Linked DNA regions of Homo sapiens: region 1 is linked to region 2. The links are chromatin contacts, found by Hi-C or POLR2A ChIA-PET in ENCODE. All regions are on one chromosome and are shown on one strand. Each heading gives the region's core, a stretch centred on a gene start or an enhancer-like site at or near the end of the contact. The rest is flanking DNA. Distances are from core to core; before and after follow the strand shown.

Region 1 (4,032 bases), core at 1,282-3,781, 530 kb after region 2:
GGTCAGAGAAACTGGCAGGAGTCAGATCATGTGGGCTCTCCAAGGCCACGTAAAGAGTTTGACTTTTATTCTAAAATGTAATGAGATACTAAGCATAGATACAACATGCTCTGATTTATGGGTTTAAAAGGCCACTCTGGCTGCTGGGGAGGCTGTTGGGGGTAAAGGGTGGAAGCGGAGAGACCAGGTGGGACGCAGGTGAAGGATAATGATGGATTAGCTTAGGGCTGTAGAAGTAGAAACGGTGAAAAAAGGCTGACTTGGGGATATACTTTGGAGAATAAGGTTGACAGGGCTTGATAATGAATTGCATGTGGTGGTTGGGAGTGGGTGAGTGAGGGAAGAGAGTTATCAGGGATGAAGACCAGATTTTTGGTCTGAGCACCTGGGTAGACTGTGAGGCCATAAACTAAGATGGGGGAAAACTGGGAGAGGGGCAGTTTGCAGGGGGGAAGGAGGTCCAGAGAGAAATCAATTGTTCTCTTTGGCCACATTAAGTTTCAGAGGCTTGTTACATATTCAGGTGAAGATATTGCTTAGGCAATTGGCTAACTCTATAGCTAAGGGGAAAGGTCCAGGCTGGAGGTATTTCAAAACAAGGGCCAAGATGAAACCACCTGGTGACTACGAGTAGATACAGGAAGACAGAGGGCAGAAGATTGCATATTTAATTACTATGAAGGGAGTTATGTGTTGTGAAAGGGGAAATATCAGGTTAGTGGAGGGAGAAGCTGGTCAAGGAAAGTTTCTTGAAAACATTAAACCCAAGCTCCTTGAAGCCACTGAAAACCAAGCAGTGACATTGTATTAGTGAGGATGCTGTCCCAGAGAAGTAATTTGTAATTGGTCATAGAGCTAGTGGCCTGACTAGAACTGTGTTTTATACTTGAACTAAATCAAATGTGCCACAGGCACAGTATAAAACAGAGGAGAATAGCTGGGAGCGATGGCTCACATATAATCCCAGCACTTTGGGACTCCGAAGCAGGAGGATTACTTGAGCCCAGGAGTTCAAGACCAGCCCTGGCAACATAGGGAGAACATATCTGTACAAAAAAATAAAATATCAGCTGGGAAGCAGTGGTGTGTGTCTGTGGTCCCAGCTACTCAAGAGGCTGAGGTGGAAGGATCTCTTGAGCTCAGGAGGTTGACGCTGCAGTGAGCCGTGTTTGTGCTACAGCGCTCCAGCGTGGATGACAGTCAGACGCTTTAAAAAAATAAGAATAATCTTTAAAACAAAAAACAGGGGAATAGTGGCACACCCTGGGACACAGACTCTGGAGTCATTCTGTCTGAGGTCACATTGTGGATTTGCCATTTACTACTGGCTGGGTTATTCCAGGTGCATTACTCAACATCTCTGTACTTCAGTTTTCTATCTGTAAACGGACTTTCTACTAATAGCTAACTGCTTACAGACTGTTTATCATGATTTTACATACAATATTCAACTTCCCCCTCCAATAATCAATGAGTGACATTATTATTCTCATTCTACTGCTGAGGATCCAGAAGCACATTCACCCATTCCACAAATATTTACCGTGCACCTGCAATGTGCCAGGCATGTTCATGGGTGAACACAGCAAAATCTTTGCCTCTGTGCAGCTTCAGTCTGGGGTTCACAGGAAAAGGAGAAAGATGATAAACAAGAGATACGTACATTACAGGGTAATTATAAAGGGATACCCGCTATACAAGAAAACAGAGCAGGATAACAGAGATAGGAAGTTGGGATTTTAAGTAAGGCAGCCAGAACAGACCTCACCAAGAAGGCAATATCTGAGCAAGGATGTTAAGGGAGCCGGGGGCAACCTAGAATCCACCAGTGGGGAGAGTAAGGCGACTCGGAGAAAGGCGAGGGGCTAATGCATCCGTTCTAATAACTCTGACTTTAACTCGGGGCTAGATGGGGAAACACTGGACAGTTCTACCCCGAGGTGTGACAGAACTTGACCTTCATTTTAAATCGGTCCATCTGTTTAGGCTAGTGAGAAAAAACAATATTTGAACTCGGGCAGTCCAGCTCAGGAGTCTGTGCTGTCGGGATTAAAGAATCAGTCGACACCCCCAGGGCTGAGCCCCGCAGCAAGCGCCCCGCGGGTGCTGGCCCCCAGACTGTGGTTACCGCCATCCTTTCACTTAAACTCCGCCCCGATTACTCCCCCGCTCCAGGGCTCCGCATCCACTCTGCCGGGTCTCCACGAAGCGCTTCCCGGGCTACACATTGCGTAACTTCGGCAGCCGGGCGGAGCCTGCACAGAGGCGGAGCCGCGGCAGCCGGAGAGAACGCCCCAGCAATAGTCGCTAGGAGGAAGCCCCAGGAGCCCTTGCCGCCCACGGAACGCGCCTGCGTAATCCGGGTCCAGGCCGCCGACATTCCAGGACCGCCTTCCGCCCCGCCCCCAATTCTGGGGCGGAGTCCTCGGCCGCGCCGGCGCAAAGCGTCGCCGCACCCCACGCCTGCGCGCTTCGCCCGCCCGGCCCCATCCCCCCAGGTTTTTCGCGTGGGGGAGGGGGCACGTCTCGGCGAGTCACGATGATGGCGGCCACCATCCTGTGGTGAGCTAGCGGATTCCCTGCTTGTCTCGCCGACCCCCTCGCGCCTTCTGCAGACTCCGTGGCTGGCGCTCGGCGCGTGAGGAAGCACGGCGGCCCGAGTTCGCGGGGAAGGCCGCAGTCGCGGAGGCAGCGGCGCGGTCCGGGGCACGGGCTGGGGGAGAGGCCGCTCCGCTGGGCGAATGTGACAAGCCCCCACCCCCACCGCCTTCCTCCCCAGAGCGCGAGGAGCGCGGGCGACCCCGGGGCCCCGCCAGGCCACAGACCCCGCCCAGCGGCCAGCACCCGGCGCAGGCCCGGCAGCCGAGCTGCGCGGCGGCACCATGCAGGTCACCCTGAAGACCCTCCAGCAGCAGACCTTCAAGATAGACATTGACCCCGAGGAGACGGTATGCGCGCGGGCCGGGGGCAGGGGCAGCCGCGTGCGGGCCGCGGGGAGCGCCAGGAGCTCGTGGGGCCGGGCGGCGCGCTCCAGCGGGGGAAGCCCCGGAGGGCGCGATGAGGGCCCTGGGTCCTGGTGCCGGCCCTGGCGGCGTACAGCGGAGCCGATCCTCCTGTCTTGGCCGTGGGCTTTGTGGCAGGAGAATGGGGAAGCAGTGGCCGGACGCCGAAGGCCTGGTGGCAGATGGCGTGGAGCGCACGCCCGCGGGCCTGGGCCTAGGAGCTCGTGCTAGCGGGGCCGGAGGGGGATGGGAAGGTCCAGGCCGTCTCAGCCGTAGAGCCTGGCTTTCTGGTATGGGTGCACAGGTGGGGGAGGGAGACGTAGGCGTCGCCACTACCCCTGTGTGGACCTGGTTAGCCGCTTAGTTCCCAGAGTTGGTAACCCGAGAAGATGAGCCTTAAGAAAAAAAAAAGTATCAGGTTCCGTTTGCCGCCGAGAGGTGAGTGGTGGTGAAAATGAATTTGCCCCTTTCCCCTCAGAATTGTTTACCCTTTTATTTGCAAATGAATCGTTCTGCTGCCTTCCTCCCGCCACCAAACCCACACCCTTGCGTAGATTGCACTTTGAGGCCTCTTTGGTGATGGTTTTAGCTGTTAGAGCTCTTCACAGCCATCCAGGCTCAAACTAAACTTCAGATTTAACGGGTTTTCTGTGTTAGAAATCTTGGAATTGTAGGAGTTGGAACGCTGCAGCCACCCTCCCCCGATGCCCCAAACAGTAGCAGTTCAAGGGGGAAAAAAGAAAAAAAAAACAAAAAACAACAACTTTGAATCCTTTCTGCAGTTAAAGCCTTAAACATTTCAGAAGTCCACATTATACATTTTTCTGTATTTGTGACTGCATAAAGAGACACTGTTGAGGTCAGTACAACTTTATGCCAAGAATCTAAAAACGCTGTGAGTGTAAATTTACTGCTTATGTTCGGAAATACACCGCCAAGATTGTCATAATACTAAGTTTAAACCAGCAGCTTTCTGCCCAACTCTATTTTTAAAAGTAGTTGATTCTATTTTGGGTGGAGATCAGGGGCT
Region 2 (4,552 bases), core at 858-3,357:
ACATAGTCCAGGTTTACTTTAGGCCAAGATACCAAAAGAGGAAACAGGCCATAACTCCCCTAACCAAGTGCACTCATGTTAGACATCAGATTCTTTCCAATGTTTCCTGATAAATGTGTAATTTACTGCTATCAGTTGGTATTGTATAGCAATTAAAATGAAGAAACCCTGTGAATCAGTTTGCCTGGCCTTGAATTCCCTTTATAATATAGTAGCCAAGTAACCTTGGCCAAATTACTGAGACTCTCTAAGCCTCAGCTTCCCATGTATAAATGGGGATGAGAATAATACTTACCTCATAGTGTTATGAGGAGCAAATAAGATGATGCATGGAAAGCACTTAAAACAGACTCTGGCATATGGTGTGAGCTCGATAAATCCCAGCTATTATTATTATCATAATATCTGTGCATAAATCTATCTGCAACTCTAATTGTTTTCTTAGGACAGATTCCAACAAGTAAAATCACTGTATCAAAGGGTGGCTCCTCATACATAGTGCTTAATTATCCTCCAGAAATTTTAGAGCGATTTATATACCCAATAGCAGAGCCTGCAGGAGTAAATGCAACATCCTTCATAGCAATAGACTCAAAAGATATATCAAATGCAGATGACTGTGATACTACAAAAGATGTTTGAATATCCTGCGGTTTTCATGTATATGGGTATAAACTTTCTCTTTTTAATGCCCTTTCAGTCATGGAAAGAACCAAGGCCCTGCTGGTCATCCCAAAGGCCTTTGATTTAAGAGAAAAGAGTTCAATTCCAGGTTCTTATGAGCTGTGAGATTTTAAGCTGGTTCATTCCTCTCTTGTTGCTCAAAAAAAAAAAGTTTTTTTTAAACAGGAATTATATATGGGCAGTATCTTCCTGTCATACTTGTTGTACCTACATATGCAGAGTAAATGTGACTATCCCTGGTGATAATAACTGTCAATATTTTTCTTTTTACATTTTTCTATTAATGCATTGCAATTGTGATTGTTCATATTATTATAGATATTTATTAATATAGCTATTCATATGCTCATGTCCAGTGTAGTTCAACTCCAACTCTACCAAAATCTTGCCATGTGACCAAGGGTTAGTGACTTCACCATTTTGGGTCTCTTTTTTTAATAACATTGAGGGGCTTGATCCAGATGATCTCCAGTGTCCATGTTTCTCTCATCTTGCCTTTCCATTTTTCAGGGTTTCTCAACTTCAACACTACTGACATGATCTGATTCAGATAATTCTGTTTTGTGCTGAAGGGAATGGGGTGGGGTGTGGCTGTCCTGAGCACTGCAGGAGTTTTAGCTGCATCCCTGGTCTCTACTACCCACAGGCGTCCGGCCCAAGTTGTGACAACTGAAAATACCTTCAGACATCACCAAATGTTCCCAGAGGGTCAAAATCATCCCCGGTTAATAATCTGCCATATGCTTAAGGGTGTCAGGCTTTGAGCGTTAAAGATTTGATTTAGAAGGGCTTTAATATATCTTCCAATCACAGAATTCCAAATGACCATGATGCCGTGACTGATTTGAACTTACACTCATGCACATGATACGTATTTGGGAGAAGCCCTTGTCATCTCCAGTGTCTCTTCCACCTCTTGATTTCCACAGGGATAGTCATCTACATCTTTGCTAGAGGTGACAGCTGAAATATCCAAACCATGGGCTTGGGGTCCATCTGACCTAGTCACCAGTCAGGTGCCTCTGGGGAAATTCTTTAGTTTTTCTAATCTTTTTTTCACTTGTGAAATCTGGATGACACCTCAGAGCCACTCGAGGATGACAAAATGTGACAAGCACAAGTGTACCTAGTACCAAGGATGAGGACGAATCCATTTGAGGGAAGCTGTTGCTTTCATTGTTTCCTATTGAATATGATTACCACTCCATTATTTCCCAGCCATAGCCTCGGGGTTTGGACCAAGTTTTCTTTTGACTTAGGTGTTTCCAGTCAGAGTCAAAGAGAAACTCCTAAGGAATGGAGAGGACAAATGGTCCCGTTAGCAGTCAGAGGAATGCTGTGGACTAAGAGAGTGACTTTGGTTCCAGCTGAAATGTCAGCAGAGCGCTGGGAGAAAAGAATCTGTTTAGCAGGTGTGTTTGGAATCTGGCAGAGAGAGCTGGGTCAGGTCCAGGACCACTGAGCTGTTCTGAATGCCTTCTATGTTGACTCTCTGGGACTGAGACTCAGGAGTTAAAGGAGAGAACGTCTAAGGTAAACACACAACAGCCAGACAGTGGCTAGAATTTTTCCTCAGGCTTTCTGTGTCTCTTGCAGAACACCAAGAGGCCGGCAACATGAGTGTGGCCTGAGTCTGACGCCTTCGCCCACCCTCTTCCAGATCACCTGATCCGAAAGAAGTTACGAAAATAGCTCAGAATCTGGGCCTGCCTGGAAGAGACATAAAGATTCATTTACATGGGAAGGTGACTGCTCTGAATATCCACAGACGACGAATCTATGCTAATGGTTCAGTCTCCCACAAATCTGGGATTTATATAACTGGTTCCTACCCTTGTTCCTTGCCAGCAGAAATGCTTGAATTATCTTAATTCCAGAATGTAAATTATTCCAATTCTGAGGCCATCATTTTAAAGCTGTCAAAGTCAATATTTTTAACAGCCTAGAAAAAAATTACAACTGGAAAATGTCTAAACAAGTTGTGCTTGAGGTCTTGAGACAACTTCTGGCAAATATCTGTGCTGAGGTGGATAAATACCCTCCACTAATTTCACAATGAAGGAAGAACATAAATTTCTCTCAACACCAATTCGTGTGCCAGAGTAAATATGTTCGTCCACGGGCATTGACCACTTTTAATCTGTTACCTTCCATTTATGGACTAACCATTTGTCTTTATTTATTAATTTTCTTTTTTTTGAGACAAAGTCTTGCTCTATCACCCAGGCTGAAGTGTAGTGGCGAGATCTCGGCTCACTACAACCTCCACCTCCCAAGTTCAAGCAATTCTCCTGCCTTACCCTCCCAAGTAGCTGAGATTACAGGCACCTGCCACGATGCCCAGCTACTTTTTGTATTTTTAGTAGAGATGGGGTTTCACGATGTTGGACAGGCTGGTCTCGAACTCCTAGCCTCAAGTGATCTGCCCTCCTCGGCCTCCCAAGGTCCTGGGATTACAGGCATGAGCCACCATGCCCAGCCCCATTTATCTTTTAATGTGAAGATTTTTAAAATATATTAATTCTTAAAATAATAATATTCAATACTTGGTCATGAAAAAATAGGAAAAAATCCTTCCCTCGCCTCCATTCTTTCTAAATTTTCATTTCATTTCTATTTTAATCCACTTCATCCATTATTCTCTGAGTGTTACTGTGTGCTGGACACAGATCTATGGATGCTGAGATCTGTAAGAACTTCCTCAAGGTGAGAGAGGAGGCTTTCAAAGGAACTACATCACACTTGATCAGGAAGGAAATGGCAGCTCCTTTTTTAATGTACATATCAGTTTCCATGCAGGTGAATCATCCTCTACCTTATTAACTCTTTCATACAGAAACCTGGGATTGAAGGAAATGAGAATGGAAGGAAAAGACTATACAAAGAAGAATCACATTTATGGTTTGCCTTTGGGGTAGAAGCCATTCTTTTGCACCTGGGGAACTGGCCAGGCTGTAAGAATATGGTGCCAACCAAGTGGCACCTCTGCCCACCATTGCTCTAGATGCCAGGCTAAATGGTCCTTGTGAAATACGGCTGGAAAAATCTCTGTTATGGGCCCATCTCCTATTCAGAGGCTGGAAAACACCCCATTCCTGTAGCTCTGAAGCAGGATTAATTGATTGGTCTCATATGAACCTAAAAGCTGTTAAGAGCAAGGAGGATGAAAAGCAATTCAAATTGCTTTATTACCATTTTCTAGTAAAGTACCAGTTTAGTTCTCAGCCCTACTGTGAAGCAGCGGGTTTCCAGATATTGACTGTGCTGGCATGTGCTCCTAGAAGAGAGGAAACGCCTGGGTCTGAAAAGCAGAAACATCTGCTCAGATCTCTGGCAGGCCTGTTGCTGGAGCTGCTGGGGGTGGTGGTGGTGGGGGGGTGGTGGGTTCCCTCCAGGTGGTGTCACTGCAAGCAGGAGACAGAGGAAGCACTCCCAATGGGGGAGTTCTTGTCTGTGGGTAGAGACTCCTCCTTTTCCTTTTTTTTAAAGACATCATTCACTTAATGTGGGGGAAAAAGATTATAAATAGTTTTATAAGGCAATCTATATACTTTCTGATAGAGGGCAGCAAGGCGACTATAGTAGCTACAATGATGATGATAATAATAATAGCCATCACATACTGCTTGTATATGCCAGGCACAGGGCACTTTACATATCTTAACTCATTTAATTCCAAACAACACTACAAGGTAGGTACCACTATCATCTCCCTTTTATAGATGAGAAAACTGAGGCACAGGAGGGAAATAACTTGCTCAAGTTCACCAGCTAGTAAGTGTAAGAGTCAAGCTTTAAGCCCAACTAGTCTAGCTGTAGGGTTCCTAGCTATAGTAATAATCACTGCTGTGTGCTAGGTATCAGATCT

Evidence for each region. A loop is a pair of places that touch in the nucleus more often than their neighbours do. ChIA-PET counts read pairs that join two places held with the same protein, here RNA polymerase II (POLR2A). Pooled maps may share reads with other maps.
Region 1: a loop to region 2 is called in a map of OCI-LY7, with 2.9 times the contacts of the local background. The contact joins the promoter of RAD23B here to the enhancer-like site in region 2. A Hi-C loop is called at or near these places in 1 of 168 maps with a recorded cell type or tissue (OCI-LY7) and 2 of 50 pooled maps. POLR2A ChIA-PET finds 5 or more read pairs at or near these places in 2 of 52 experiments (OCI-LY7 and WTC11).

The regions. Positions count from the first base shown.
Region 1 is chr9:107,280,748-107,284,779 of GRCh38, forward strand. RAD23B (RAD23 nucleotide excision repair protein B) reads left to right here and starts at 2,532. Exons shown (of 10, transcript NM_002874.5): 1 at 2,532-2,948. The coding sequence starts at 2,883. RefSeq lists an enhancer at 1,861-2,020 and a silencer at 2,511-3,070.
Region 2 is chr9:106,753,729-106,758,280 of GRCh38, forward strand. No RefSeq gene overlaps it. Among named protein-coding and RNA genes, the nearest start is that of ZNF462, 110 kb to the right of the region's middle. Within about 2 kb of position 2,108, at least 6 of the 41 ENCODE cell types and tissues checked have a DNase peak (open chromatin) inside an H3K27ac peak, as active enhancers do.